3 separate regions of the Homo sapiens genome follow, and all the other regions are linked to region 1. Evidence: read pairs that join two places in POLR2A ChIA-PET (ENCODE). Cell type or tissue: MCF 10A. All regions are shown on one strand. Each heading gives the region's core, and the rest is flanking DNA. Links, peaks and the distances in the headings are about the cores only. Region 1 overlaps RAPGEF1 (Rap guanine nucleotide exchange factor 1). Region 2 overlaps RAPGEF1 (Rap guanine nucleotide exchange factor 1). Region 3 overlaps RAPGEF1 (Rap guanine nucleotide exchange factor 1).

The links. Peaks named below come from ENCODE experiments on the same cell type or tissue, not always from the same donor. Only the 100,000 strongest peaks of a DNase experiment are listed, where the experiment ranks them.
Region 2: POLR2A ChIA-PET joins it to region 1 with 22 read pairs; 12 of 35 experiments call an interaction of 5 or more read pairs at or near these places.
Region 3: POLR2A ChIA-PET joins it to region 1 with 34 read pairs; 13 of 35 experiments call an interaction of 5 or more read pairs at or near these places.

Annotation. Positions count from the first base shown.
Region 1 is chr9:131,645,011-131,655,960 of GRCh38, forward strand. RAPGEF1 (Rap guanine nucleotide exchange factor 1) reads right to left here. Exons shown (of 27, transcript NM_001377935.1): 2 at 5,800-5,939; 3 at 5,119-5,232. Among named protein-coding and RNA genes, the nearest start is that of RAPGEF1, 90 kb to the right of the region's middle. RefSeq lists an enhancer at 10,273-10,773. In MCF 10A, for the core only: no CTCF peak of the experiment used is centred there; DNase peaks (open chromatin) are centred at 5,521 and 6,771.
Region 2 is chr9:131,697,893-131,708,842 of GRCh38, forward strand. The region is part of intron 1 of RAPGEF1 (Rap guanine nucleotide exchange factor 1); the gene reads right to left. Among named protein-coding and RNA genes, the nearest start is that of RAPGEF1, 37 kb to the right of the region's middle. RefSeq lists an enhancer at 10,027-10,086. In MCF 10A, for the core only: no CTCF peak of the experiment used is centred there; a DNase peak (open chromatin) is centred at 6,429.
Region 3 is chr9:131,709,882-131,720,831 of GRCh38, forward strand. All of the region lies in intron 1 of RAPGEF1 (Rap guanine nucleotide exchange factor 1), which reads right to left. Among named protein-coding and RNA genes, the nearest start is that of RAPGEF1, 25 kb to the right of the region's middle. RefSeq lists enhancers at 1-320, 230-329, 2,187-2,688, 2,689-3,188. In MCF 10A, for the core only: no CTCF peak of the experiment used is centred there; DNase peaks (open chromatin) are centred at 4,390 and 4,660.

The DNA of each region.
Region 1 (10,950 bases), core at 1,649-9,648:
GGGGGAAGTGCCCTTCCTCATCCCCATCCCTGGGTCCTGCACCCTGGCTTTATTTTTCTCTTTTCACTACCTGACAGATTTGTTTACGGTCTGTTTCCAAGAGGCTGGGCGCTTACTTTTCCACCTCGTGGACAAGAGCTCTCTGCTTCATGTCATCTGCCCGGGGCAGGGAGGAACCTGAGTGTGAAGGAGTCGCAGTGCCGACAGACCTCAGATGTGCCTAAAGCCATGGTCAACCAGGCAAGAAGAGGACTATGACAGTAACACTGCCACCTTAGCACATCAGAAAGTGTTAGAGACCAGCAATGATGAAACTTGCTGAGGAACAGGAAACATTTTAAGAAAATGTGTCATCAGGTCACACAGGGAGAAAGTGGCTAATCTGAAGATGGGAGGCACTCGAAAGTGGCAAGGCACTTCAGAGCAGAGAGTTTTTCTGTCATTGCAGAGAGATCAAATCAGCTGTTTAAGAGTCAGGCTGTCCTGGGCTCCTCCTAAAGGAGCCAACAATGTAGCACAGCCAGGCTGCCTCCGTGAACTCAGATTCTACTCCCAGAATTAATGGCCTCTGGGTGTTGTGCATTCTCCAGCCTTTCAGCTGTCAAGCTGGGGATCCTTGTGAATGCAGCCAGCAGTGAGAGTTCACAGCCACACAGCCACATCCAGCACTGGCTCGGACTGGGGACTCCATGCCTTGGCTTTGCTGAAGCTGCCTCGCTGCATAACCCGAGGGCAGGTGCGTTCACCTGCGCACCCCTCCTGCTGTGGGGGATGGATTGCCATCATTGGTCCACATAAGCCTGGAAACTAAATGAGGCTGTCCGTGTCTGGGGATGGCTTAGAGACAAAGCCAACTGCTGGGCTTTGGGCTTGTCACCCACAAAATGGGGAGAATAACATCTGCCCCGTGTAACTAAAGAGGTGACTGTGGGGGACTGAATGAGAAAGCATATGAAGTGGTTCACAACATTTAACAGGCACTATACCAACACCAGAGACCATATACCTGCCAGTAATAAAGCAGAGAAAGAGGGCCTAGGATGGGAACATCTGAAAGGGAAGAAAGAGGCCAGATCGTAGCTACCACTCATCGGGGACATGGAGGCACCCACTGTGCTATGGATTTTATATAGGCTATTTTGTTTAAAGGTTACAACCACCCTGTGAAGTGGATACTATTATTTCACAGGTGGGGAAACTGAGGCTTAGTGGGACGTGGGGGAGGTTAAGCAACTTGCCTAAGGCCACACAGCTGTAGTGACAGATATGGAATTTGAACTTGGTCTGTCTGAGTTCAGAGCCTGGAGAGATAGAGAGGAGAATAAAGACCAGATCAGAAATGTGCTGAAGTTAAAAAGTTTACTTGAGATCCCCTGGTCAAAAAGATCTCATTTAACAAACGAGTAAACTAAGACCCCGATGGCAGAGATGGACATAAAATCCCCATCGCCTTTCCTGCCCCGTGGGCCATATTCATTTCTGACGCCCAGGCTGTGGCTCCACAGCCATGTGCTGCCACAGGAGATGGCGGGGAAGAGGGTGAGGAAAACTGGCCCTCCTCTCCAGACAGTTCTCTCCCCACAGCCGTGCCGCAGCCGGGACACCCGACTTGCTCTGTCACTCCTTGTCCCATCTGCAGCCTGGGTGCCTCCCCTCTCCACAGCAACATAAGCCTCATTTCCACACTATAGGACAGTGTACCCTGAAAATGTGGGTAAAGCCAGGGAGTGAGGGGGAGGGCAAGTCACAATCAGTATAATAAAAAACTAGAATTGCAGGATTAAAAAAAAAATGGCAATGCAACATTATTCCTATTAGTCCAGAACAGTGAGGCCTAGCAAGAAGACATGTCGAACACAGACATTGGTTACAATGAGAGCACCAAATCACCACCTGCCACCAGGCTGTCCGGCAGCAGCATCTCCCTGGAAGAGCTGAAGGGGAAAGGCTTTCAGGAATCCACCCAAGAGCACTCGGATCCAATCTCTGTCCAAATGCCCTCAGAGATGGGGCATTAACACCTCCCAGGACCCCCTGCTCACTGCTCATTGTAATTATACCTTTGGACACCCAGTATATGGCTAAATTTCCTCTACAACTTCAACACTCTGCAGCTCACTGCTAGACTTGTTAAAAGGTTGCAAAAAAGTTTAGAAGTTCATCACAATGTACTTTGAATTTTTAAATTCACTAAGAAGATGCAAGAGACTGCTAATGTGGAATCAGTCTGGGAAGACAACAGAATATAGTGAGAAAAACAGATTTTGATCAAGAAAATGTGCACCAGGGCCAACACTGTCTGCACAGTGGGAATAATAAAAGCTTCCCCACACAATTATGGTGAGGAGTAAATAAGACAGCATGTCTGAAACCACCCAGGACAGGGCTGGGGCGAGAAGGAGCCCTCGGGAAGTGGCAGCGAATCTGAATCTGTACTTTCATCTCCCTGCACTTCCATTTCCCTCGTATCTGAGCAGGGAAAGCCATGCATATGACCTGAAGTAAAATAAGAATGTACGTAATCACTCCCTAAGTGGTAAGAGAGCTAATGAATAATCAACGAGGGCAGCAGATGACAGACCCACTGCAAGGTTTCTTGGACATAATCCTCTAAGTCCACGTACTCTGGGAAGTTTCTCAATGCTTCTGGTTCTGTCCATGGGCCTCCACGAAGCAAGAGGTTCGCATTTACTTGTCCCACGCAGGTGGCTTGGGACAGAACACAGACATCCAACCCTTCCTAATGAGCAATGATGAAAAAGGGGTAACATTCCTTCTTGGGTGAAGATCACACCTACAGCTCCCTGCTACAGAACAGGTTTCTCAGCCTTGGCACTACTGACATTTTGGGGCAGAGAATTCTTTGTTGTGTGGGGGGCTGTCCTGTGTATTGTAGGATGTTTAGCAGCTTCCCAACCCCTACCCACTAGAAGCCAATAACATCTGCTTTGCCTTCCTATGGCAACAACCAAAAATGTCTCCAGACATTGCCAAATGGCCCCTGGGGTTTACAGGCACCCCACTAAATGAGCGGTACTTTAGCACTGAATTTTTCTCTGTGACCTCTCTTGGAAAAATGAATAAAGGGGAAAATCCCGGCTGGGTGCGGTGGCTCATGCCTGTAATCCCAGCACTTTGAGAGGATGAGGCGGGCAGATCACTTGAGGTCAGGAGTTTGAGACCAGCCTGGCCAACATGGCAAAACCCCATCTCTACTAAAAAATACAAAAATTAGCCAGGCGTGGTAGAGGACGCCTGTAGTCCCAGCTACTCGGGTGGCTGAGGCGGGAGAATTGCTTGAGCCTGGGAGGCGGAGATTGCAGTGAGCTGAGATTGCTCCACTGCACTCCAGCCTGGGCGACAGAGTGAGACTCTTATCTCAAAACAAACAAACAAACAAAAAAACAACAAAAACAACAAAAAGGGGGGAAATCCCAGGAATTGAGTGGCCGAACAGTTTCATATCAGAATTCACTAGCAGGATAACGTTGTTAGTAAGTGAATCATTTTACTCTGACTGCCTGGACTAGTGTTGGATGACAATTACACTCTACTTGTAGTTAATACTACATTCGGCTACAAGAGGTTACTAAACAGATTGCAATAAAAAATAACTGTGGCACAGACCAAATCTACTGTATTACTCTTCTTCAATCTGGAATTTAGATCAATCTGGCAAACACTGACTGTTTCCCTCTTGCTTGTCAGTCACCTTTCGTTAAAAGAGGGGGCAGGAAAAACCACTTTTCAACAAAAGACTTTTAGATTTAAAACCTTTATTTTCCTCCACTTTTAACTAAAATTTTAAGATATTCTGCTGGTCAACATAAAACCCAAAAATAGATGAACTGCAAAATTCAAGAATTATGTATTTAAATAACAGGCTAGTGTTTACCAGCGGCATTAAATGGATGGCTGTGACAGTAGTTCTGCTACATAGAAATTATACTTTGGATAATCACTAAAGGATTAAGAATATCTGTCTACAAGGTTTATTTTATTTTACATTGCTAAGTTTAGTTTTATTTATTTATTTTTTGGAGACAGAGTCTCACTCTGTTACCTAGGCTGGAGTGCAGTGGTGTGATCTCGGCTCACTGCAACCTCTGCCGCCCGGGTTCAAGTGATTCTCCTGCCTCAGCCTCCCAAGCAGCTGGGATTACAGGCGCCTGCCACTATGCCTGGCTAAATTTTTTTTTTTTTTTTTTTTTTTTTTGTATTTTTAGTAGAGACGGAGTTTTGTCATGTTGGCCAGGCTGGTCTTGAACTCGTGACCTCAGGTGATCCGCCTGCCTCAGCCTCCCAAAGTGCTGGGATTATAGGCGTGAACCACTGTGCCCAGCCTAGTTTTATTTTTATGTAATGAGTCAGGATTAATATTTAAATTCACGAGATATTAAAAATTCTGTCTTTCATAAAGAGGAAACGTAGCATCTCGACAATTCAGACTCTGACGTCAGACAGCCTGCATTCAAATCTTGACTTTGCCACCTTTTTGCTGTGCGACTTTGGCTAAATGCTTAATATTTCTATAGATCCAGTTTCCTTTTTGGCAAAATAACTTTTCACACATCAGGGTTGCTATGAAGACAAGTAAGAGGACACATGTAAAGCACTCAGCACTGGACCAAGAAAAGGCTCCATAAATGTTAGGGACACAGGTGTCTGGGGCTCTGAGAGCACTTGGTTATGCGGCGGTCTCACTGCACTCCACCAGCCTTGTGAGATGGGTAAGAAAGCACTCGGAGGCTTCAGAAGCCTTTTCCCTTCTAAACTATTCAGATCATCTTAGCAATTCAAGGAACAGCTGGTCTTGAGAGATGAGACTCGCCCACATCCCCTGGAACCCGTTGGACCCAAGCAGCACACCCAAACCAACCCCAGAAAGAATCCCTAAGCTTTTGCCACAAAGCTCTCTCCAAAGATCATGGGACCTTGCATAAACTCTCACTTTTATCCAAGGTCCCCTGGACTCTTTCCTGAACAATTCAGCCCACGGTCACCACCCAGTTGAACATAATAATAGTGCAATAGAGTTTTTTCCATCCCCAAAACCATGGACCAGGATTCTGCAGTAGAAGGCAAGGCAAACCCAATTGTTCTTAATGTTACACTGACCTTCTGCCTTTGAGACCTGGAAGCCACAGCACTGGTGGACATAAATTCTACTGCCTGCTGCTCCAGATCCAAGGGGAGAGGGTAGCCCTCTGGTAGAAATCTGTCTGTTGCCTCCTGGAAGAGAGGAAACCTGGATTCCTACAGAGTTTGAAATGGCTGTTTGAGGCCGAAGGGAGGGGTTGATGAAAGTCAATAGCTGTTTCAACATATCTGGCTTGACTGGCCCTGCTGAGGCCACTAACTCTTGAGGACATCTTTGGCTGTGTCTCAAGGGGTTTGCATGTTTCAGAGCACAGGCCCTAAAGCCAAATGATGGATGTTCTGGACATCACAGAGTTCCCTGTGTTTGAGTGTGCGCCAAGGCAACGTAGGGAACTGCAGGGCAGGGAGGCAGCAGCCTGGGGTGTGGACATGATGTGCTGAGCTGTTTTAAATGCCCAGAGGATGACACAGCTGGAAAAGGAGAACTGTCTTAGCCAACTGAGCTTGGCTAACGTGGCAAACACTCACCATCCTAATGGTTCTTATTTTACAAGGACACCAAAGGTCCCGCCCATGGAATGCTACGAAGTAGGTATGATGCACTGAAAGCTCAATCCCCAGGGAGGGAACATACAAATCGCACAAACTCATATTGCTGGAAGCAGGTGAGGCCAGGAGAAACATCCAGAGTCAGCTTACTTTGTTCACAGGCTTCTCTGGAATCTTTACGGACACCTCAGCTGGTTTTCCCTTCTTTGATGGCGTTCTCTTGATTTTGGGTGAGTGGAATTTGTCCATCAGCTTCATGGTGAAGGAAGAGAGATGAGAACGCTGAGAGTCTGAAAACAAAGAGGGTACTGACTGTTAGATGGGAGTGGGAAGAAGCGATGGTTCATTGACCTTTTGTGGAAATGAGCAATGTCCCCAAACCCATCTTTTTTCTTGGCTGTTGAGAGTTTCAAGGGAAAGGACGTATGGATCCATTACAAAACATTTCTGCTTACATGCTTCAATTTTTGCAATTTTCATCAAGGAATTGTGGAAATCAAAGGCAGTCCAAATAAATATGGAAAAAGAACTTGCAAATATTCCCAAGTGTCCTTACAGAGTTTGTGTGATGATCTAACTAACATCCAAGGGAACTGGCTGAGAAGAAAGAACACCCAGTCAAATCACAGATGTGTAGGATGTGAGAACTGGAAAGGAAGGCCCTTTCGCATCAACCTCTTCATTCTTTAAGAAACTGCAACAAGTGACATGTGCAAGGCTCTGGAGTTGGCAGCGGTGACTGAATCAGAAGTAAGGTGTTCAAAATCCTCTGGGCCCTGGTGAAAGACTGAAAGACTTGCCCCAAAGATCAGGAATTAAGACTAGGACATCTGTTCTCACCACTCCTATCTGACATTGAACTGGATCAGACCTAAATGTAAGAGTTACAACTGTAAACCTCTCAGAAAAAAACAGTTTTTGTGACCTTGAATTTGACCATGTTTTCTTAGATACAAAACCAAAAGCACAAGTAACAAAATAAAAAAATAGAAAATTGGACTTCATCAAAACTAACAACTTTTGCACTACAAATACTACTACTAAGAAAGTGAACAAACCCACAGGATGAAAGAAAATACAGTCATGTGTTGCTCAAGGACAGGAATAAGTTCTGAGTAATGCATCATTAGGCAACTTCGTTGTGCAAATGTCATAGAGTATACTCAAATGAACCTAGATGGGATAGCCTACTACACACCTAGGCTATATGGAATAGCTCATTGCTCTGAGGCTACACACCTGTACAGTACGGTACTGTACTGAGTACTGCAGGCAACTGTAATACAATGGTATTTGTGTATCCAACCATATCTAAATGTAGAAAAGTACGGTAAATGGTATAAAAGATTAAAAATTCCACCTGTGAAAGGCACTATCACGAATGGAGGCTGCAGGCCTAGAAGTTGCTCTGAGTAAATCAGGGAGTAAATGTGAAGGTCTAGGACACTCCTGTACACCAGGGTAAACTTTATAACCATGGCACATTTAACCTTCACTAAATTTATTTTTAAAATATTCTTTCTTCAGTAAGTTAACCTTAGCTTACTGTAACTTTTTTACTTTATAAACTTTTAATTTAAAAAAAACATTTTTATTCTTTTGTTTTTTTGAGACAGGGTCTCACTCTTTTGCTAAGACTAGAGTGCAGTGGTGTGATCACAGCTCACCACAGCCTGGAATTCCTGGGCTCAGACATCTTCCTGCCTCAGCCTCTCGAGTGGCTAGGACTATAGGCAAGTGCTACAATGTCTGGCTCAGTTTTAAACTTTTTGTAGCGATGAGGTCTCACTATGTTGCCCAGGTGGGCAAAAATATTTTCTTTCTTTATATCCTTATTCTTTAAGCTTTTTTCTATTTAAAAAATTATTATTTTTTTTTCACTTTTAAAACTTTTCATTAAAGACAAAGACAGACACACATTAATCAGCCTAGGTCTACGGGGGCAGGATCATCAGTATCACCATCTTCCACCTCCCCATCTTGTCCCACTGGAAGGTCTTCAGAGTAATAAAATGCAAGAAGCTGTCATCTCCTATGATAACAATGCCTTCTTTTATAACACCTCCTGAAGGATCTGCCTGAGGCTGTTTTACAGTTAACTTTTTTGTTTTTAGTAAGCAGAAGCATACTCTCAAATAATGATAAAAAGTAGAGTAAATCCATAAACCAGTAACATAGTCATTTATTATCAAGTACTACGTACTGTACATAACCATATGTGCTATATATTTACACCAGCATCACCACAAACAGGTGAGTAATGCATTGCGCTGGATGTAATGATGGCTACATCAGGCGAGGCGACAGGAATTTTTCAGCTTTATGATTATCTTATGGGACCATAAGATTATAATGTGGTCTGCCCTACATATGTTATAATGTGGTCTGTCACTAACTGAAATGTCGTTATGCAGAGCATGACTCTATTTAAAAATCATATGCAGCCATCCCTTAGCATCCTCAGGGGCTTGGTTCCAGGATCCTCTGCGGGGATCAAAATCCACGATGCTCAAGTCCCTTATATAAAACAGTGGAATATTTGTGTATGACACACATCCTCCACATGCTTCAAATCATCTATAGGTTACTTACGATACCAAATACAATGTAAATGTTATGTAAATAGTTATACTTTATTTTAAAATCTGCATTATTACACTGTTATTTTTATTGTTTTTCCCTGTATATTTCTGACCATGACTGAATCAGCAGAGGCTGCAGAACCCACGGATATGGAGGGTCAGCTATACCTGATAAGGGACTTGTATACAGAAAACATTACAAAATTCTTACAGCTCTAGAATAAAAGGCATGTAACCCAATGTAAAATGGGCAAAGAGTCTGAGCAGACATTCTCCAAAGAAGATACACAAATTGGCAATAAGCACATGGAAAGACGGTCAACATAATTAGCCATTAAGGAAATGTAACGCTTCACGCACACTAGGTCTAATAAAAAAGGCAGTACCAAGTGTTGGTGAGGACTGGAGAAACTGAACGCCCTACACATTGCTGGTAGGAATGTAACATGGTTTCTCTGCTTTGGAAAATGTCGGGCAGTTTCTCACAAGATCACAGAGTTGACATGTGACCCAGAAATTCCACTCCTGGGCAGATTTGCAAGAGAAATGAAAGCCTAAATCCATGAGACTTGTACAGGTAAGTCAAAGGAAAGTTCACAGCAACATTATTCATAATAGCCAAAGGTGGGAAAAACTCAAATGTCCATGTTTGTGAATGACTAAATAAAATGTATTATATCCATACAATGGAATATTATTTGGCAATAAAAATAAATTAAGTACGGATCAGCTACAACACAGTTGAACCTTGAAAACATTATTTAAGCTAAAGCAGCCAGCCACAGAAGACCATATATTGTATGATTCCATTCATTTGAAATGTCCAGAATAGGCAAATCCATAGAGACAGAAAGTAGATTGGTGGTTGCCTAAGACTGGACGGGGCAGAGATGGAGAGGGGCTGCTATAATCAGTATGGAGTTTTTTCTCCTGGTGTACAAAAGTATTCTAAAATTAGAATATGGTGATGGTTGTATAGCCCAGTGAATTACTAGAAAAAAAAAAGAACTGTACCCTTTTTGAATGAATTGTATGATATGTGAATTATATATCAATAAAGCTATTTTTTTAAAAAAGCCCACTGGCAGTCTTCCTTCATCTCAGCATTATTACAACCAGTTCCAGTGTCTGAAAACATCTTATTAATCGATTTATTTAAACCTGTCTCCTCACAAGAATGCAAGTATGGCTGGGCGCAGTGGTTCATGCCTGTAATTCCAGCACTTTGGGAGGCTGGGGCGGGAGGATCACTTGAGCCCAGGAGTTGGAGCCTAGGCAACAGAGTGAGACTTTGTCTCTACCTACAAAATATTAGCTGGGCATGGTGGTGCAGACCTGTAGTCCCAGCTACTCAGGAGGCTGAGGTGGGAGGACTGCTTGAGCCCAGGAGTTAGAGGCTACAGTGAGCACTGCGCTCCAGCCTGGGCAACAGAGCGAGACCCTGTCTCAAAAAAATAAAGGCTTGGGGGACAAGTTCCCTGAGGACTGTACCTGTCTTGTTCATGCCTGTTTTCCCAGTGCTGACATGGCAGTTGGCCCATAGAAGATAATCAGTAAACATATATTCAACAAATGAAGAAACCAACCAACAACAAAAATATCCCAGGAAGAAGACTGCTTCTTTTAGTAACAGCAGAAATACTTGAAATTGGCTGAAAATTAAGCAACAAAACACTGTCCTACGCAATGGAAAAATAAATACCTGTAGTTTTAAAAATAAAAAGCACTCCCTCTGTCAAGTTTTTCCAGCAATTTAGTACAACAAAACAAACCAGAAAACCAAACAAAACAACCCTCCAAATAAATAGCACGGCACCTTGCACTACATGGCTCTCACTCTGTCTACTATTGCTGCACGTGACTTAACAAGGCCAAAGTTCAGTTCCCTTGCTAAAGACCTTCCAGGTGGCCAGGCAGGATCAGATAAACTACCTGCCCTTTGCAAATTACCTAGGCACCCACTGCGCTCTGGACCAAAGAGAAAAGCCAGGGCCTGACCCGCATTCACATGTGGTCAAACCAAACAGCTTCACAGCTGTGTGATGGCCAGAGCTGCAGAAAGCCCTTCTTAGTCCCCAGATGGGGACACAAGTCAACAGGAAGCTGCTGCACCTGGCTAGCTCACCTGGAACAGCTCAACAGGGTCAGGAGGCTCTCAACACCAGCCCTCATATGTCAGCAGTCATCCCTCGCATTCAAATGAACTGGGATGGTGTGACTTCTCCCGCTCCCCTCTGTCCTGCCTCTTCTCTCTCTTCACCCAAGCAGGGTGGATCCCATTTACAGTTTATACTTCCTTCTTTATACTTCAACATGGATGTGAACAGTCTAATCCTTCATGTGATGCTTAAGAGGGTGTGCACTGTTAGCCAGGCCTGGTGGTACATGCCTATAGTCCCAGCTACTCGGGAGGCTGAGGCAGGAGAATGGCGTGAATCCAGGAGGCAGAGCATGCAGTGCAAGATTGCACCACTGCACTCCAGCCTGGGCGACTGCCACCACGCCTGGCTAATTTTTTTGTATTTTTAGTAGAGACGGGGTGTCACCGTGTTAGCCAGGATGGTCTCGATCTCCTGACCTCGTGATCCACCTGCCTTGGCCTCCCAAAGTGCTGAGATTACAGGTGTGAGCCACCGCGCCCGGCCAAAAAATTTTCTAAAAGGGGGGTGTGCACTGGAGTCAGAATGTTTGCATTCAAATACTTAGATATCATCTCTCT
Region 2 (10,950 bases), core at 2,577-10,576, 54 kb after region 1:
CTGTGTCAGGGCCAGAAAGAGAGGGGCCAGGATAAAGGCAGACAGAGGAAGTCAGAGGCCTGGAACAAAGTGGGGCGTGAAGGGGAACATGTGTGACTATCTGGACAGGAGAGTCAGCTGACCAAGGACAAGGGCAAAGACTGTCAAAGGGCACTGAGGGACCAGCTGAGAGCAGAGACATGAATCTGTGTCAATAACACACCACTGTGACCTCAAAGGGATTCTCATAAATACAGCTGTCCAATCCCCGCACAGTAAACATGCAAGCCACAACAAGATGATCACCTCCCTCAGTCCACCCTGATTATGAGATAATCATCATCCACAAAAATATTATTCCCATGCCTAACAAGCAAAGGGAGGAGGGGCCCTCTAGTCTGCCCTTGTAAACAGACACTTGCAGGAAGGGAAAATAGGGAAGAAAGGGGCTTTGACGTCAGAGACCAGTTTAGGTCCCAATTCTGCCACTTACTAGCTGCATGATCTTGAGCAAGTTACTGGATGCTCAGTGACCTGGTTTTCTCATCTGTAAAATCACAATCATACTACCTACCCCAAAGAACTCTTGTGATGATTGAAAGCAACATGCTTAGCTCACAGACAGCTGTGACAAATTGTTTGCAGTAATGGCCAAACGATTCCCTGCTCCTCATACCCACAGCTTGGCAAGATGACTTTGCACTCTCCTGTTAGAAGGGCGGGTAGAAGGAGGGGGCAGGTCTCTCTCTCCCTTCCCCTTGAATCTGGGCTGGCCTGTGGCCTGCTTTAGCCAATGAAATAAAGTAGAGGTAACTGTGCGGCTTCTGACCTGGGGCCTCAGGGCTGCCCCCCTTCCCCGACCAGGTGAGCAACCCCACTACGGGAGGGACCCTGGGCTAGCCTGCTGGAGGCCCAGGGATAAGCCCTCCCAGCAGCTGATTGTAGACACTTGAGGAACCCTAGGCAAGACCAGGAGCCCAGCAGCCCAGCCTGAACTGCCAGCTGCAGAAGTGTAAACTAGGTGCCCAGTTGTTATTTAAGCTCCCTAAATAGCGGGGTGATTTGTCAGCAAGGACTGTAAATACTCAATGCACCACAGCTGATAATCAGGACTTCTCTCTCGTCCGGCAATTCTCCTGGTCTTGAGCGATGTTTCCATCTCTACCAGGTCATTCCCATCAGCATTCAACCTTGCCATTATTTCACCCTTTATGAAAAAACTTTCCCTTGACCGCAATACCCTTAACAACTACCACCTTGTGTCTTCACTCCCGCTTTCAGCAAAACTCCAAGAACGCCCATGCTCCCTGTGGCCAATTCTCCTCTGCTCATTCTTTGACACTTTCACACCCAACACTCCACTGACACTTTTTTTTTTTTTTTTTTTTCTGAGGTGCAGTTTTGCTCTTGTTGCCCAGGCTGGAGTGCAATGGCGTGATCTTGGCTCACTGCAACCTCTGCTTCCCAGGTTCAAGTGATTCTCCTGCCTCAGCCTCCTGAATAGCAGGGATTACAGGCATGTGCCACCATGCCTGGCTAATTTTGTATTTTTACTAAAGACAGGGTTTCTCCATGTTGGTCAAGCTGGTCTCAAACTCCCGACCTTAGGTGATCCGCCCGCCTCGGCCTCCCAAAGTGCTGGGATTACAGGCATGAGGCACTGCGCCTGGCCCCACTGACACCTCTTGTCAAGGTCTCCAGTGACCACTATGTTACTGAATGCCAAGGCCAAGTCTTGGTCCTCAAGGGATTTGACCCAGTCAGCATCATGTGTCACCGAAGCCCCCTCTCTGCCTCCTCCTCAGGAACACTTTCTGCAGTTGGCTTCTGAACACCAGTCTCCTGCTTTCCCCCTACCTTCCTGGAAGGTCTTTCGAGGTTTCTGCTGGTGCTCCCTCATCTCCTCCACCTCCTAATGCTGGAGTGCTCTGGGGCTCAGGCTTTGGCCCCTGCTCTTCTCTGACTTACTTGCTGGTATCTCACCCAGTCTCATAGCTTTAAACACCATCTTTATGTCAACAACTCTCAAAAAAGCCTACACTTCTTTTCTGAACTCCAGATTTTTATACTCCAGATTTTAATGGCCTAATGGCCACCTCCTTGTAGCTCTCTGACAGGCACCTCAAACTCACTCTGTACCCACACAGCCCCAATCATCCCCCACAATCTGTGCCACTGAAGCTCTCCTGCTTCGAAAGTCAACCTTCCGATGCTCAGGAGAAAACCACTGGGGTCGTCCTAGACTACTCTTTCTCTCTTTCACCCCATACTCAACCCCTCAGTAAATCCCACTGGCTCTCCCTTCCAAGTCCTTACAGTCATCTCAAGGCCTGGCTTCATCTGCCATGGGTCTCCAGCCTCCGCCCTAGTCACACATTCCCAGGTCAGGGCCTCTGCGCCACCTCTTCCTTTTCCGGAGCGCGCCTGCCCAGACATCTGCAACACACAGGATTCTGCTCCTTATTTCTGATCACTCTCCCTTTCCATCACATGTAAAACTAACAACCCTCTTCCCCTGTCCATCCTGTCCCCTTCCCTGGCTCCTCTATATGATACCTGTCATCCAAAAGCCTACATATTATACTTGTTCATATGTAAACTAAAAACTCCAGAGGGCAGAGATGTCTTATTTTCCTCATTAGGTATCCCCCGTGCCTGGAACAGTGGAGACACAGGACCTGTTCAATAAACATTTGTTGGATGAATGAACATCCAATCAATAAATGAACAAATATAGAAACAATAGAATTTTTTTTAGTACAGTGTCCCATTTAATAGTAAAGGAAAAATGCTGAAAGCCTCTATAGTCAATCATGAGGTTCTACAAACCTTCCACTGTCTGTTTTCTCCTTATTACAGTGGTGAGAAGAAGAAGGAGGTCTCCATTTGCATAGATGGAGACCTGAATGTGTGTGTGCCGGAGAAGCCAGAAGGCTCGCTGAGCAACCCCAGTCAAACAGGAGGCTGCTTGTTCGTAGCCTGCAAGTGAAGAATGGTTTTCATATTTTTAAATGATTTCACTTTAAATCGTTTTATGGGTATCTACATAATAGTCTTACTTTTGCTTCTTGGGCCTGCAAAGCATAAAATATTCATGACTTGGCACTTTTAGAAGTTTACCAACCCCTGGAGGCAAACTTCTCGGTAGTCCACAAGGCCCCCTGAAACAGTTATCCAGGTATTTCAGCAAAAAGTGACATCTGAAATCAAGTGCCTTAGAAGCAATCAGTGAAAAGTGATTGGAAAAGTGATTAAAGTGGGCACTGGCCATGGCTATTATCTAAAATAATGGTGACACCCTCTATGCAGCTGGGAAAGAAATAGCCAAACACGGAAATGTATTTTACGCACGTTCCCAGGGTAAAGCATATCCGAAAACCAATGGCTACGGATAGATATTGTTCTAAATTTGGAGGTATCTGATGACAGAATGAAGTTTCCTTCCCTTTTCTTACCCACACCCAAAACTACACCCATACTTCTCATGAGAAAAATTCTGTCACACTTAGGGTTTCCCTTTCCAACATCTGATCTTTCACTTAAGAAAAAACCGATTTCCAGGACACTTTAGTTACATGTCAACTGCTCCCAAATGGAAGCTCCTAATATACACAGACCTTTCAGTGCCATGCCTGGCAAATAGGAAGCCACTGGCATTATTGTAATACTGTATCCCAATATGTTATTATTGTATCATTGTTACATATATTATTGCATCATATGTTATATATGATACAATACATAATGGATTGCATATACAATGTATTGAATATTCTGTAACATGTAAATATAAAATCATAACATATACAGTATGTTGTATGGTTTTATATTATTACATGCGTTATTATATCACTGTTATATTGCTATCCTAACTTAGGAGACACAAAGCCACACTCTAGCTGCAGGGCTTCAGACAAGTTACTTCACTTCTAGAAGCCTCAATTTCTTCATTGGCAAAATTAGGGAATAATTTGAGATTTTTACTCTTCTCTTCTAGCTCAAGATGTCTGTGATTCCAAAGTCATGTTAAATAATCTTTTGTTTACCTTTCTCTCCTACCCTGAACCAGTTTATGACTACATCCCAATATGGCCTCTAACCTCACTGATGAACCAATGGCCTTGTCCGTTCTATTCACTCCAACGCCCTGACGTTCTACACTAGTTGATTCAAACTACCCTCCCAGCAAACTGTTTAATGTATCTATTTTCCTAACAATTGAATTGATGCTCTTGTCATCCATATGCAGTTAGGGAAATGGTTAGCTCTCTACAGAAGCAGCGAAGAGGGATTGCTGGGTCATTAGTCACGCTGCCTAACAGTAAGCATTACATTAACAATGTTAACAACACTTCTGGGCTCACTCTGTCTCTTTCATGTGAAGAAACTCAAGTATTTAATAATCATTGCTCTCTGGAAGGCAGAAGACAAAAAGTTGTGATGGTAATTGGGTACGCTTAAATAAAGCCTCATGTCTCCTTTCTATGAAACTCAGCACTTGAATGAGATTGAGTCAAGCCCAAAGCAAATGACTGTGGGAAATTAAATTTTATAACAAAATGGATTCTTAACACCGATAATGGCTTTTGAACTTCCCATACCCTTTCTCTGAGTCCCGTGCCATCAGATAATTCATCAAAATGGTGTTTGTAAGTGTAGTTTAAGTTTTACAAGAGGAACGATTTCAAAATAATATTCAGTGCTGATGTGCTTGAGAGTAACTGGTAAATTTATACATCACTCATGAAAATGCATCACTTTTGGAAAACAACAAGGCAAGATCCTTAAAGCTATTTCTATGTTCCTGGCTTGGGAACTTTACACTGGGAACTTATCCTAAGGACATCATCCAACAGAATCACAAAACTATATTAATGAAGCTACTTACTGCTGCCTGACCTGTAAAAAGTGGAAATAATTTCGATATTCAACAGCAGGTGAATGATTTCATAAGTTATGGAACAGTAACATGATGGAATGTCATAGTCATAGCAGTTATTAAGACCACATAGAAGCATAAAATTAAAAGAAAAAAAAGCAAAATTATTTGCATACGATGACAATTCTATGAAAAATATGCATCGTGCAGCCGCTCTGAAAAAGAATAATGGCACTGACTAACACTTTTGCCGCCTCACTATGTTTTAGGTCATTCACTCATTCATTCATTTTAAGACAGGGTCTCAGTTCACCCAGGCTGAAGTGCGGGGAGGATCACCTGAGCCCAGGAGGCAGAGGCTGCAGTGAGTCATCACCATGCCACTGCATGCGTGCCACCACGCCCAGTTAATTTTATTTTTTAAAATTTTTTGTAGACAGGGTCTCACTGTGTGGTCCAGGCTGGTCTTGAACTCCTGAGCTCAAGTGATCCTCCTACCTCAGCCTTCCAAAGTGCAGGGATTATAGGTGTGAGCCATCATGCCCGGTCATTTATGTCTTTTAGGCTTAGCCACTCAACATGCATTTTCTTGTTTGCATTTTGTCCGTTTGTTCCAATGTTTTTCTTTAATAATGTAACATCATTTCAACCAAAATTAAATGTAACTTCTCTGTATGTGGCCTAAAAGCAATAACAATAATAAACTGACTGGATACTGACTGCACGCCAGGCACTGTCCTAAGCACTTTGCATGGACAGACTCCTTCATCCTCACAACATCCTATGAAGTGGGCCCTATTTGCAGATGAGGAAATTGAGGCCCAGAAATTAAGTAACTTGCTGAAGGACAGCCAACTAGAAAGTGGGAGAACAAAGACTCCACCCTGGCACCTGGGCTCCAGAGTTCTAAAGAAATTTTCAAAGAAATTCAACACCATAAAAAGCACTCCTATGATCCCTCAGCTCAGCCAAACCGATGCTGTCTAAGCAGGTACTGAATGCTCCAGGAGCTAGCACATATGAAAGGCAGTGACCACTGCTGATGGTCATTGATGCACAGCCTGCAAAGGGTCCTTCAAGACCATCAGGCATGCGATACCTTAAGCTGAGAGACAGAAACAGGTGGAGAATTACCCAAACTCACACAGCCATTGGGATTGGGATGAAGCCAGGCAGATAATCCATGTCCATGGATCTGGTAAATCCAGGGTTCTCTTTACTATGCAATGCATAACAAGAATCACTAATATTCATTAAATGCTCACTGTATGCTAAGGGCTATAACCCCTTTATGTGAATTATCTCATTTAGTGCTCACGGTAGTCCTTCAAAGTACGCATTATTATTAATCTCATTTAGAGATCAAGACACAGGCCTGGAAATGTGAAGTAATTTGTCTTGTCTTACTTATTAGCTAGAAGGCACTGAGCCGGTGGTTATTGCAGCACCCAGCCCTTGTGCATTCTGGATCAATATTAATTAGCTGGCACACGGGCATCCAGCTGCCCCAGATGCTACTTTGCTATCTAGTGTGCAGAGGCAAGTCTAAACACCTTTGCTGGCTGGAATCCAAACATTTCTAAATTTGCCCCTATGGCAGAGCAACCACTGGCATTCAAAACTGAGGCAAATCCTTAACTCACCCCCTGCCACCCCCAGCCCCACCTGGGCCTGCCAATCTGCTTCCAGCACAGCAAATCCCACAATCTGCCAAGGTCTGTGGGCTGAAGCTTTTTATACTCAGCTCTTCTACTAAGGGTGTTAATTTCATTCGCTCACACCCACACTGTGTACAAACATGCAAATCATTAACATTTCCATTTACCAGGCTGGTATGGCCTGGAGCTGCTGGGATTTTTGAAGGAGATAACAATTCAATTTGCAATTACTGCTGCAATTTTTAATTCCCAAGGAAACTTCTGTCAGTGCTGTACTCCCGAGAGCCAAAATGAACACTGTAAGCAACTCTTCAAATCATTTCGAAAGAGAGGGAAAAAAAGAGAGGAAAGGAAGGAATGAAAGGAAAGGAAAGAAGGAAAGGAGCCAGTCAGGCAGGGTGCCTGCCTGCCTGCCTACCTCTGGGAGGGCAGGATTATAAGCCTATTTCAGAGAAGTTCAATTTAGCTCTAAATTTCAAAGTTTCCTCCAGCTGTATGAATCAACAACTAAATGTTGATTCTTTAGGAGGGGCTTTTGTGAAGTAATATTTGCAACTGAACAATCATCAACACATTTACTGTTTGTAAACTCAGAATTGCTGTGGGATAGAGGAAGGTGTACCTATTTTCATTCTCCAGTGTTACTACTTTGGGCAGTTAAAGGCTAAGAATGAACATTTCCAGGTCCCAAATAACCACCTGCCACCTTCCAAGTCCCAAAGACACCTGCTGGCACTGGTAACTACTATTTATTGCACGTCCACTGTGCACTGTGCACCAGGAACCACCATGCCCTGCATAAGCCTACCCTTCTTCATACCAGCAGGGAAACTGCAGCCAGGGAGCACTCACAGAGGGCACATGTGCCAGGCACCGTGCAAGTGCTGGGGACAAAACAATGAACCCTGCGACTGCCCGCCCTCAGGTGGTTTACAATCAAGTGGTAAACAGATCAATTAAAAAAAAAAAACCATGGATGTAAATTAAATAACACAATAAGATGCAGTCATTTGGAACAGGCCACTGTAGACGAGGAAAGCGAGGGCATTTGGCCTTAGAAAATGCATCTGTTCAAGGTCAAAGAGCAGGCTGGGCCACAGCTCTGGCTGGAACTCTCAGGGTCACACTTGAGCCACTGCTTCGTCCCACTCCCCATCTTATTTTTTTCTGTTTGGGGCCTGCTGGAACTCACTGCGGTAATACAAATGAGTCAGATTTCTCGACCACGAGAAGCATCCATTAATGTAAAAAACATTTTCTTGTTTGGGGTTGGTCCTGAGAGCTATCAAAAAATAAAAACCAGAACCATAAGTCAGACAGTATAATGGTCCCCTCATCGGGTATGTGTCCCACACTGTCTCAAATCACTAGAGAAGCTTCTCTAGCAGGCATCAAATGCTCTGTAGGGTGACAGCAGGTGGAGGCTGTAAGACTCATGTTTTTCACACTAGTGTTCTGCCTCTGCGGCTTTTCAACTCCCCAGGTGTAGGACATGGAAACACACGTAAATGATCTAAATGGCAGATAACAGTTTCCTTTAAATTTGCCTTTGGAATGCACTCTGGGCCTGCCCTTCCTAATCATGATCATCTTTGGCTCTGGTTAAAGTCTTATTCTCCAGAGCTCCTAACACAGGGGAATCCGGGCAGAAATCAGGGGCCGCCTGGTCTGTCCCAACTGTCTGTAGCAAATCCACATAACGATATGCCCAGGATTCCCATTCACTTGTTCCTAAACTAGACACAGACCATGCTACTTTGCCCTGGAACCTGGGGCCATCATCCACCCACCAAGATTTCACAACCACGTTGAATGTGGGCTGCAGATCAGGGTCATGGTGGTGCCCTGACATTCTTCTTCTTTTTTTTTTTGAAACAGGGGTTTTGCTCTGTCACCCAGGCTGGAGTGCAATGGTGCAATCTTGACTCACTGCAACCTCCGCCTCCTAGGTTCAAGCAATCCTCCCACCTCAGCCTCCTGAGTAGCTGGGACTACTTGCGCGCGCCACCATGCCTGGTTAATTTTTTGTATTTTTGGTAGAGATGGGGTTTCGCCATGCTGCCCAGGTTGGTCTTGGTTTCGAACTCCTGAACTCAAGTGATCCGCCTGCCTCGGCCTCCCAAAGTGCTGGGATTACAGGTGTGAGCCACTGCATCCAGTGTGCCTGGGAATCTTTAATTCCAGTTTGTAAACACTGTTCTATAATCCCATTTCCAAAATGTAAGCAACCTTTCAAGAAAAAGACAAATAAACTGTGAAGGACCACTCCCTATCCCTGTTATTTCGGCTCTTCAGCAGGACACCATGCGCTATGAAAAACGGCTTTTCCTTCTGAGATGGACTTTGGACCGCAGTCCCCGGGTCTATCAGCCCAAACAAATAAAACCCTATGCGCCAAAGATGTGCTCCTGGTCAGTGGGGCCTGTGAAGGCTTAAAAACCAGAACTGCTCTGTTCTCTTCTTTAATCTCCAATTCACTGTGGATCTTGAAATCCCTACTACCAACAGTGGTCCTACCACTCTTCTCATTTAAATTACTGAACACAACTAAACAAAACCACAAAATAAAACATCAAACCTGTCTGTCTGTATACCCAGCTGCTTCCAATGAAAATCTTCAGACATTTTAACTCATGGTTTTCTAAGGAGAACCAGAGACAATCCAAACGTAAGTAAACATATTAAATTTCTATTCTAAAAGTGGTGCTTTTAAGTAGTTGGATCAATGCTGATTTTCTCCTGGCTGGCTGGAGACACCAGCCCACACGGTGCTGAATTCAGAAGAGTACCGCATCTTGGTCTGCTTCAGTAAATACCGGTGTCTGCTAAGGCCCATTCTGAAGACACTGTACTATGTATGACACAGTCAGAACTGGTTCTTTATTTTAATGTGTAAAAATACATGAAAGAAAGTATAACAAACCTCATATATCGATGACCTGGACTCTAACACTTGTTAAACTTATCCCATTTTGCTTATCTTAGGTCCCCATTTATTTATACAGTATATTTTGCTGAACCTGTTTTTTTATTTTGATTTTTTCTTTTTTGAAACAGAGGCTCTCTCTGTTGCCCAGGCTGGAGTGCAGTGGCATGACCTCAGCTCACTACAACCTCCGCCTCCTGGGCTCAAGCAGTTCTTGTGCCTCAGCCTCCCGAGTAGCTGGGATTACAGATGTGCACCAGCACGCCTGGCTAATTTTTGTATTTTTAGTAGAGATGGGGTTTTATCATGTTGGCCAGGCTGGTCTTGAACTCCTGGCCTCATGTGATCTGCCTGCCTCGGCCTTCCAAAGTGCTGGGATTACAGTATTGTTTTTAATTGGAGAAAAGGCATACAAATTTATTAACGTGTATACAGGGAAAATCACAGAGTGATTATGATTTTAGAGAGTAAATTATAGATAGCATAACTCTTCACCCTTAAATACTTCAGCATGACTATTCAAAAAAGCACACACTCCTACATGACTCAGCACCGTTTCACACATAATCACATGAGCAACAGTTCCTCATTATAATCCACCATGGAGTTCATATTCAAATTTCCCGAACTGTCCCCCAATGTCTTTAATAGCCGTTTTGTTCAAACTTGGATCCAATCAAGGATTGCTAAGGAGTACCCTTTCCAAAGTAACATGTTAGACAAAAGAATGACTCACAGAAAGTCAGAAGGGCTGGAACCTGACAGTAAATTAGCATCCCACCTACTTTCTTTTTAAGAGAAAATGATCTATGATTTGACAAACAGCAACTGCTCTTAATATTTCCATGCATTTTCTTCCAGTTATTTGTTTTCTTTTCATAAACACACCCATATATGCAGTTGTGAAAAAACTGTCTTGCTACTGATCAAATGCTACCGCAACTTCTTCTGGCAAGAGGAGGCAAAGACCTGGTGAAGTCTCGCATATGTCATCTCTGGCATGCCTGCCAGCCGGCCGGTCTCCTGGGTCAATAACTGTGATAAAAGGCCGCTGAGTGCGTCAACAGACTGTCCTGCACTGAGACACTATTAAAGGTCCTTGAGCTCCAAATGTACCACTGCACTGCTCTGTGGCCCTGCCAACTTCCTCCTCCTCAAGCTGACATGACCCCAAGCCCTAGAGAGACAGAGTAGGTGTTAAGAGAGGCTGTTGTCCCACTTCCTGGGTGTCCAGGATGGATAAATGAAAGATTTTACAGAAAGTACCTTGAAAGTACTTTGGAACTTTTGGAAGTGCTATATATTTAAAAGCTGTTAATAACATTATCTAAATCAAAAAATATCACAAAAGCCTCAAACTCCTAGATATCAAAGCTTTGACCTGGGATATTTCTTTTTCTTTCTTTCTTTTTTTTTTGAGACAGTTTCACTCTGTCACCCAGGCTGGAGTGCAGTGGCGCAATCTCGGCTACTGTAACCTCCACATTCTGGGTTTAAGCGATTCTCCT
Region 3 (10,950 bases), core at 135-8,134, 63 kb after region 1:
GGCCCCAGGGAGGAAATCAGAAGAAAGGGCTTGTTATCGCCCTACCGGTGCCTCTCAGGCATGGTCTATATTAAGAAGCTCTTTCCTCAGCATCCTTTTGACACTTTATTACTCATCAGCACAACAGCGGCTTGCAAGATGAATTTTATGTCCAAATACTTTTAATACCACTTTTCTCCGCAGGAGAAATGGGGAATCAGGTGATCAAAATGCTGAAAGTCATAAATGAACCATTCTGGGGCATGCCAGGAGAAACATTTTCATACAGACCCTTATGCCACGCCTTCTATTTCAGAGTCCCACGCTCAGACCAGTGTGCACCACGTAACAAGTACTGTCAGAGAAAACAAGCTGATTTCACTAATGCTGTGTTTCCAAGGGAAACACAAAACGAAACAAAACATCAAAACACTGCTACACCTCAGTCTCCAAAGAAGAAAACACCTTGGGGACAAATACAGCTAAGAATTTATAACCCCAAGCTCCAAACTCCCACTGCACTTTGGGAACAATTTTGCTGGAGAAAGTGCTACGCTACCTAAATTCTGAACAAAGGGTTTTCTAGAAGAAAAGAAGGGAATGAAATCAATCACATATTCTTGGTAAAAAGGAAGACAATGTCGAGGTGGATGAAAAGATTTCATTTATTTCAGTCCCAGAGTTTGAGGTTATAAAAGCCCCTAAAGAATCCCCACAGCATAATATGGGTAAGAATGCAGGCTCTGAGCCGGGCGAGGTGGCTCACGCCTGTAATCCCAGCACTCTGGGAGGCTGAGGTGTGTGGATCACTTCAGGCCAGGAGTTCAAAACCAGACTGGCCAACATGGTGAAACCCTGTCGCTACTAACAATACAAAAATTAGCCGGGCGTGGTGGGACGAAGCTGTAATCCCAGCTACTTGGGAGGCTGAGGCAGGAGAATCACTTGAACCTGGGAGGTGGAGGCTGCAGTAAGCCGAGATCACACCACTGCACTCCAGCCTGGGTGCAAATACTAGCTCTTCCCCTTGGCTTTGCCAGTTGAGCACAGCAGCCTCAGTTTCCTTATCTGTTAACTGGGCATAATTCCAGTCTCACCTCCTCAGCTGTAATAAGAATCAAACAAAAGAGAACATTTGTGAAGTACGTAGCATGCTGCCTGACACTCAGGAGGTCCCTGGTGAATATTTAACTTTTTTTTTTTTTTTGGAGTCAGGGTCTTGCTGTGTCACCCAGGCTGGCGTGCAGTGGTGCAATCATGGCTCACTGCAACCTCAACCTCCCTGGCCCAAGCAATCCTCCTCCCTCAGCCTCCAAAGAAGCTAGGACTACAGGTGCATGCCACCTCGCCTGGCTAATTTTTAAATTTTTTTGTAGAGACAGGGTCTCCCTATGTTGCTCAGGCTGGTCTCAAACTCCTGGTCTCAAGTGAACCTCCTGCCTCAGCCTCCCAAAGTCCTGGGATTACAGGTGTGAGCCACTGCACTGTGCCTATTATCACCTTTTTTTTTTTTTTGAGACAGAGTCTCACTCTGTCACCCAGGCAGGAGTGCAGTGGTGCAATCTCAGCTCACTGCAACCTCTGCTTCCTAAGCTCAAGTGATTCTCTTGCCTCAGCCTCCTGAATAGCTGGATTACAGGTGTGCGCCACCACACCCAGCTAATTTGTGTATTTTTAGTCGAGATGGGGGATCTGCCACGTTGGCCAGGCTGGTCTCAAACTCCTCACCTCAAGTGATCCGCCCGCCTCGGCCTCCCAAAGTGCTGGGATTACAGGCGTGAGCCACCACGCCCAGCCCTTCATCACTTTTATAATTGTAGACGGAAAATACATTAGCTTAGGTGGCAGATATCTGGCTTCGGTCAATTTAGTCAAAAGCACCAAAGTAAATTTATTTTACAGAGTTGGATGGTACAAAATGGGAGCAAGTATAGAACCGGAGTAATATTTGGGACAACATTCCAAAAAAGACCCACAGAACCAGAGAGACCAAGTTTAAGAGGCACTTAATGCTCTGTTAAGTTTCTGGGCGCAGTGGGCCACTGTGTTAAACCAGGCCCTTCCTTTCTGAAGGAAGGGGAAATAATCTTTCCAATTTATGCAAAACAGACAAAAACCAAAATCCAAATCTCTACAAGATCTTAAGGCCTCATAATTGATCTACCAATACAGAGATCATTTTTGCAAAATCACGGCCTGAGAGTCCAAACTTGGCAAAGCAAATGGCATGTGTCTGTCGCACCGTCTCCAATGAGGTGGCAGGAAAGAGCATGGGTGCAGAGGCTCCCTGTTTCCCTCACAGAGCCCGCAAGCTCCTCCCCAGATTAAACTGCAGCCACAAACTGGAATAAAGCACAGGGAACCCCCACCACGCGAGAGGGGTCCAGTGAAAACTAACAGTTGCACAGCAGAATACCTGGCACACAGTAGGTGCTTAATAACTCTCTGTTGAATAAATGAGTGGATAGGTGACAGAATAAACCAATGAGAATTATCCCCAACATACACACACTGATTGTCCCCACCCCCTGGAATGCATTAACCAGAGTTTCTAATCCATAAACAACCTCTCCTCTCCTAGCAAGAGTCAGAGGGTATGGGCGGCTGGGGCGCTGTTTCCTCCACTTCCCCACTCCTTAGCTCAGGCCACTCTGGGCCCTGGAATTTCTTCCCTATCAGGAGTGCGAAGCCCCTGAAGTCAGGAGCCGTGTCTGGGGCAGCTCCTCCTGGCGCCTGTGCACACAGACAACAATGGGTCACAGTTACAGAACCTGGGCTCAGGTGTGCCCTCTCTCGTTTCTCAGCTGGGGGCCAACACATTTGTAACTGTGTTTCCATGAAAAAACGCATCCTAGGTTCCAAACAACTAATATACTGATGAACCTTTAGAATGAACTGGACATTTTTCCTTGAGAGAACAGCTTTGAAATGAGGACCCTGTGGTCCAACCCTTCTCAATCATGGCTCCCCCAAAATAACTCCAATGTGAACTGTTCAGGGGTAGGGGGAGGGGGAGAGCAACAGAATAACCTAATCTTAAGAATTCCTCTCTAATCCCCAGCTCAGAAAGCGTCTTTTACAGTCATCCCCTCTGCAGTGTCCCAGACTAAGCAAACAAACAAAAAAACATAGAGCCATCCCCAAAGACCAATATGCTTGCAATCCAAGATGGGCAAGCGACCCATCTCCAGTCCACATTTCAGGGAGACAACAGAAAATTTTTCTGATTCTTCACAAATGGGAAGAATCAAAAGTGAACTGTTACCAGAAGCAGAAGGCTGACTGCACAGCCACTGTGATGAGTTTCCAAGCCTTGCACAAATACGCCGAGAACGCTGTGGCTGTACGAACTGCCTTCAATCAGACCCGACCTGGCCATGTGTTATCAAGGTCACTCCTTCAGGTATGACTACTCCAAGCCTCAAATCTCTGTAAAACCCAAGGAGATCCACAAGATCATCTGCTCCAGCGACTCCCTTCCCCATTTCACAGATTCCTCAGAGAGGGGCAGGGATCAACGCTAGGCATTTAGTTGGAGGGCTGGATCCAGCCCCCAAATCTTTATCCTTGGCTAGGAAAACCTCTGCTACCCATTTCCTCATGACCAGAGGAGGCAGGAGGGCAGTGTGAAGGAATTGGCTTTGAAGGCCAGCTGGCCTGGTTTGAATCTATGGGGGCACTTCCTAGCTGAACAACTTTGGGATAGAAACTAAACCTTTCCACACCTTGTATTTTCACATACATTCATGTGTACCATTATGCTGTCTACTTCATGGGTAGTTTAAAGGTTAAATAAGAATTCAGACTTGGGAGGCTGAGGTGGGAGGTTGAGGCAGGAGAATCATTTGAGCCCAGGAGGTCAAGACTGCAGTGATTTGTGATCACACCACTGCACTCCAGTCTGGGCCACAGAGCGAGAACCCATCTCTAAAAAACTAAACTAAAATAAAGATGTTTAAAATTTGTTGGTACACAGCAGATACTCAATGAGAATAGCTGTCACTGTTTTTATTATTATTACCTATAAATCTCCAAGCTTTAGATACAATACATTGAAAAAAATTATTTACCCTCACTAGGGATTTTCTCCCCCATATCAGAGTAAGATCCACTGCAATATTCTAGTAAATAATCATTCTCTTAGTATAATTAAAATAAAATTTATCTTACAAACATCTGTACCTCAGGAATAATTTTTTTTTTTAAGAGACAGGGTCTCCCTATATTGCCCAGGTGGCCTCAAACTCCTAGGCTCAAGTGATCCTCCTGCCTCAGCCTCCCGAGTAGCTGGACTCCAGGAGGAATGATATTTTGATTGTGGAACATGACATAAGCCAGAGGGGTAATATTGTGGCCACTGAAGTAGGAAACATTTTAAGGAGTGCCTGTCCCTACACGCAAGACGCTGTTGGCTCCAGACGAACTCTGAGTCAGGATCCTGCAAGGCGGTGCTCACTTCTTGAAGGAGATTTTTTTTTTTTTTTAGATAGAAATGGCTCAGAAGGGAAGGGCTCGTGGATCCCTGTAATGTGCACACTCACCCACCCAGAACCAAAGAAACAGAGGCTGGGCTCTCAGGCGGGTACCCGGTAGCTCACACAAAGCTTTGTGTATGGAATTTGTCTGCTGGGAGGAAAGTCTGATGTTGGTCACTTCCCTCCTGGAGAAAAATACAACAATACGAGGAAGCGCCAAGCACTGTGGGAATGTTCCAAGTGTGAGTTCCAGCTCAGCCCAGAATATAAACAAAAGCGATGACCAGCCTGGAGGTCAGGCCTAGCAAAGCACTGAGGCAGAAAGTCTGGGAGGCACTCTTCTGTCTTCTGGGGTCCTCTAGACTCTGCCTTTTTTTTTTTTTTTTTTTTTTGAGACAGTCTCCCTCTGTTGTCCAGGTTGGAGTGCAGTGGTGCAATCACAGCTCACTGCAGCCTCCAACTGCTGGGCTCAAGCAATCCTCCTGTCTCAGCCTCCTGACTAGCTGGGACTATACGCACTTGCCACCATGCCTGGTTAATTAGTAAAATTATTTTTTGTAGAGATAGCATCTTGCTTGGTTGCCAGGCTGGTCTCAAACTCATGGCCTCAGGTGATCCTCGAGCCTCAGCCTCCCAAAGTGCTGGAATTATAGGCATGAGCCACCGAGTCTGGCCGAGACTGCTTTGAAGTAACTTTCCTGTCCAGGCCTGGAGGAAATCATCGAAGGCAAAGGCCACCACGTGTCGAATGTCATAGGAAATACAAGCTCAGGGACTCTCTTATGACACATCTGCAAACTTATAGATCAGTCTCAGAATGTCATAGCTGGAGGGGCCTCAGAGATTTACTCAACAAATACCAACACGGAGCTTGGGGAGGGTCGGATAACATGCACGAAGAATCACTTAGTTATCCCGGTGATCAGTGCTAAATTCAGGGTGGGGGACGCATGTCTAGCAGGGCGACCTAATCTAAGCTGGAAGTCAGGGAAGGGTGAGACTTGAAGGATGAGCAGAGCTGGACCAGGCAAAGGGGCAGTGTGTATGAAAGACCTGTGTAGCTGGAGGTATGTGCCCAGGGGAAGGCCGGGGGTCAGATGGGACAGGGCCTTATAGATCCAGGGCTTTGTCTCATGGGCTTTGGGGGTTCCTAAGGTGCCGGCAAACCACGTGTTCATTCTTCTGGGAAGAGAGGTCTATGGCTTTCACCAAAGTCTTAAGGAGTTTCAAGAGGTTAAGAATGGCCGGGCACGGTGGCTCACGTCTGTACTTAGGATCCCAGCACTTTGGGAGGCCAAGGTGGGCAGATCACAAGGTCAGGAGATAGAGACCATCCTGGCCAAGATGGTGAAACCCCATCTCTACTGAAAATACAAAAATTACCTGAGCATGGTGGTGAGCACCTGTACTCCCAAGCTACTCGGGAGGCTGAGGCAGAAGAATCACTTGAACCCGGGAGGTGGAGGTTGCAGTGAGTGGAGATTGCACCACTGCACTCCAGCCTGGTGACAGAGCGAGACTCCCTCTCAAAAAAAAAAAAAAAAAAAAGAGGTTAAGAACTACTGATCTAGCCCAACTCATTACAATAAAATGGAGAAACTGAGGTCCAGAGAAAAAAGACCTTTCACAGGAGGCTAGAGGCCCCAAGTCACTGACTCCCATTGCAGTGCTCTCCCACAGCTAGCCCGCCGACCCACGTCTGCAGGGGATGTGTCAACAACTACATATGCTGGCTCCCATCCCACTGGCCACTGCTGCTGGATCCCACACGAGGCTGCTTCTATCCAGGCAGGCCTAGAAGGACAATCTACGGAAATGAACTGCAAAGTCACCAGCCCATCTTTCTTGTGCAACCTAATCTGCAAAACACAGGGGCTCAGAACCTGTCCCTTGCTTCAGATTTCAAGGACCCCCCCAATGATACAGTTTCTGGCTTTTCAAGAAGCTTCATGGATGAGGCTGGTTCACTGAAGGGCAATCAGGGCTCAGCATCCAGCCTTCTGAAGAAGCTGTTTACTTGTTGTTCTTTACAAAGTCAGGACTTGGCCAGGAACTAAACGTAGCCCTCAGTATGGGAAAGGGAGAAATTTGGAAGACTTGGTGGAAAGTCTAAATATGTAAGGAGAATGCTTCTTAAACCCCTGATGTGGCCAGGCACTATGGCTCATGCCTGTAATCCCAGCACTTTGGGAGGCAGAGGTAGGTTGATTACTTGAGCCCAGGCGTTTGAGACCTGCCTGGGCAACATGGCAAAACCCTGTCTCTACAAAAAAAGGAAAAACATAATTAGCTAAGCATTGTGTTATGTGTGTCTGTAGTCACAGCTACTCGGGGGGCTGAGGTGAGAGAATGGCTTGAGCCTGCGAGGCAGAGGTTGCAGTGAGCCAAGATCGCGCCATTGCACTCCAGCCCGGGTGACAGAGGCAGACCCTGTCTCAAAAAAATAAAATAATAAAAACCCCTCGATGCTTCCTGTAATACTAAAGGTAGAAGTCCTAAGTACGTGGATTGGCATTCAAGGCCTTTTGGAGTCTGGCCCCAAATTACCTTTCCCACCTTCATCTCCCACTTCCTCACACGGCGACTGGACACTGTGCATAGCCGTGCACCTGCCTGCCTGCACTGTAGCTCCTGTCCCTCCTCTCCAGCGAGTCAAAGGAAACCTCACAGCCAACATCCAGTGGACTCTCAAAGATCAGTGTTGAGGGTCCCACAGCCTCGGGTCCCACAGCCTCTGCTTCACTTGGACCATGGCAGTATTGGAAGGGGTAATGCCCGCACTGGGGAAGACTCCAGCCCCTCTCCTGGCCAGCCCGCTGACCTCAGCCTCCAGGCTGTGATGCCTCTGCCCTTTACAACTCCCCGCCTCCAGATAAACTTGACAGAGCCACTCACTGCTGATGGCCCTCTGCACTGAGCTGCATGAGGATGAACACGGTCACAGCCTGCACTCTGGCTGTGCTCCTCAAGCTTGTAAAAATGCACCTGTCTCCCTTAAGAGGTGTGGAGTCCATACACAATGGGTACTCACTATCCACTGAACAAAAATTAGTGAGCGTCAGCTATGTGCCAGGCACCATTCTGGGCTCTGGTGAAATAGCAGCCGACAGGGAGCTTACCTCCCAATGAGGGAAAATATCATAAAAAAGAAGCAAATAGGCCAGGCGCGGTGGCTCACACCTGTAATCCTAGCACTCTGGGAGGCCAAGGCAGGCAGATTGCCTGAGCTCAGGAGTTCAAGATCAGTCTTGGCAACATGGTCCCTGTCTCTATTAAAAACACAAGATATTAGCGAGGCATGGTGGTGCATGCCTGTAATCCCAGCTACCGGGGAGGCTGAGGCAGGAGAATCGCTTGAACCCAAGAGGTTGCAGTGAGCCAAGACTGCACCACTGCACTCCAGCCTGTGCAACAGAGTGAGACTGTCTCAAAAAAAAAAAAAAAAGGCTACATTTAAAGGGGGAAAAAGAGCGGGGGATGAGGGACAGAAAGTGATGCGCACCCTATCTGTTATTCTGGGCCCAGTGGTTAGGGCTGACCTCTCTGGGTGGCATCTGAACAAAGATGTGAGGCAGCTAGGGATAGGGAGCAAAGGACACAGGAAGAGGAACTCATGTTTGCCCAGTTCTTCCAATCGAGTACTCCCCAGCATGAACTCACCAAAACCCTACCGCAGGATCCATCTTATCAATGAGAAACTGATTTTTAAAAGGAGATGGGTGAGCAACTTTTCCCAAGATCACATGATCAGCAAACGGTGGCACCAGCAGCCTTTAAACCGTGGCTCTTGTCCATGGCTTCTCAGCAGGTGCCCTACAATATCTGGGGAATGAATGTTCCAGTAAGAGAACGGCAAGTGCAAAGGCTCTGAGGGAAAGGAACACCTGGAAGAAGAGCACAAAAGCCAGTGTGGCTGGGACACAGTGACGGGGAGAGGGGTGTCAGGGAGTGAGTTAAGGGCCAGAGTCCAGGGCGCACACAGGCCACGTCGAGGACCTCGGATCGCTTCACATGTGTGGGGAAGCCCCAGGCAATCATAAAGAGGATCCATGTGATCCAGTTCACACTCTGGCTGTGAAATGCAGAATGAATGGCTGTGAGTTGGGAGAAGAAACCAAGAAGCCGGTTAGGAAGGCATGGGGCAGTCCAGGGAGAAACGGCGGTGGCCTGGAGTAAGGGGTCAGCAGAGGAGGTACTAAGAAGGACCAGTCAGGATTTATTGGAGTAAATCGCAGGGGTTTACCGAGGGACTGGATGTGCGCTGGGAGAGAGGAGGCAAGGACACCCTCATTGTTTTCTCATCCAAACCAAGATTTCTAAGCCTGAACAATCGGATCAAAAATGGCATTATTTACTGTGATAGGGGAACCCAAGGTGAGTTACCAGGCAGAGAGTGAAGGGGAGAACCAAGAGTTCTGGTTCAGGTGCATAATGTCCTAAAGAGGGGCTGGAAACATGCATTTGAGAAGGACCAGTGTTTAGCTAGCTGGCTTAGTGCCACGGGACTAGGCTGCCTGTTCCCAAATGGCAATTCAGGAGACAGAAGAGCCCAAAACAGAAGGCTGAGATGAAACCCTTTACAGAGCACGTACACTTGATGCTGTAAAATTACTCATGGGAGTACTGCGTGACTTCAGATATAATTTAAATTTTAGAGGTTGTGGCTTTTTGTGTGTGTGTGTGAGACAGGGTCTCACCATGTTGCCTAGGCTGGACTTGAACTCCTGGGTTCAAGTGATCCTCCCACCTCAGCCACCAGAGTAGCTGGAACTACAGGCACATGCCACGGTGCTTGGCAAAATTTTAGTTTTCACGTTCTGGATGCTTAGTTTGTAAATGTCTTGCTTATCATGACTAATATGTCATCCAAATTAATCAGCTAATATCCCAAGGCACAATATACATTCAGAGTGAGATTCACCAAAGAGTTTTCTTCCCAACTGCTCAGCTTCTGGCCATCTCTTGTCAGGGCTCATTAGATCACTGTTGTTTTTCCCTCGCAATACTGCTGACAAGAAGCATGAACTGGAAGCAGAAGTGTCACCATTTTCTTGTTCACGTGTACTTATACTACTAGAAAAGTCTTCAGTCTGTGATGTCTTTTTGGGGCTATTATTAAGCTACTTCTCTATTTTATAAGGGTTTGTTTCAATACTGGGCAGCGGCTTCAACCTAGCTCTTCAACCCAGCTGGACAAGTCACATAAACCCTTCAGGGCTTTTTTTTTTTTTTTTTTTTTTTTTGAGACAGTCTCACTCTGTCACCCGGAGAGATAGTAGTAAGCTGATGTTCATTAGGCACTTAGCCCATGCAGTACCAGGCTCCTTTCTGTGTATTTTACTCTCGTGGTTGCATTAGATCCTCACGATAAGAGAAGGATACTGTTACTGTTCTCATTCTACAGAGGAGGAAACTAAGACACAGAGCTTTTCTTTGAGATCTGAAAGAGTTAAGATTTGTACATAGTCATACACCGAATTGGGGCAAAGTTAGGGGAATAGTTCATCTGACTATTGCCCACACAGCTATATTTTCTTCTTTTCTTTCTTTCTTTTTTTTTTTTTTTTGAGACAAGAGTCTCACTCTGTCACCCAGGCTGAAGTACAGTGGCACGATCTCAGCTCACTGCAACCTCCCCCTTCTGGGTTCAAGCGATTCTCCTGCCTGAGCCTCCCGATTAGCTGGGACTACAGGCATGGGCCACCACACCCAGCTAATTTTTGTATTTTTAGTAGAGACAGGGTTTCATCATGTTGGCCAGGCTGGTCTCAAACTCCTGACCTCAGGTGATCCGCCCACCTTGGCCTCCCAAAGTGCTGGGATTACAGGCGTGAGCCACCGTGCCCAGCCTTGGGCCTCAGTTTTCTCATCTGTAAAATGAGGCCACTGTCACCTCCTTCCAGTGCTTTTGAGAGGATTAAATACACATAGCACAGCTCCTGGCATTACTGCACAGAAATTCTTTGTTACGTCATCATCATCATCATTATTATTATAAGGGCAACCTTTTATCTTACAGGTAAGTCCCTATGACCCTTCCAATTCCTCTCCAGACTTTGAGTGGTGGTTCCAAAGATACCCCCCACCTCTACCAGCAGTGTCACCCAGGGAACTCGCTAGAGATGCTCATTCTCAGCCCAACCACAGACCTACTGAATCAGAAACCAGGCGCCAGAGCCCAGAAACCTCCAGGTGCTGACGTTTGAGAGCCACCGAACAGGCAGGCAGCATTCTGGGTACCCGGCAGGTCCTCAGGACAGCGACCACCTGGCCCCAGATGACCCTGTCAGCAACACCTGCCAACATCACAGGCTGCAAGTTATCAATTTGTCACAAACATCAAGCTTCTTACCTGTCTTTCTGGCTGTTTCCTTTAACCTCCTCCCACAGTATATCACTTGCATAAAAAATGAAACTTCTTAGAAAAATCCTATGCCTGTATCTTTTCCACAGCAACAGAAAAAAAAATCTCTGTCCAAGTTAACCAAGACAAGTG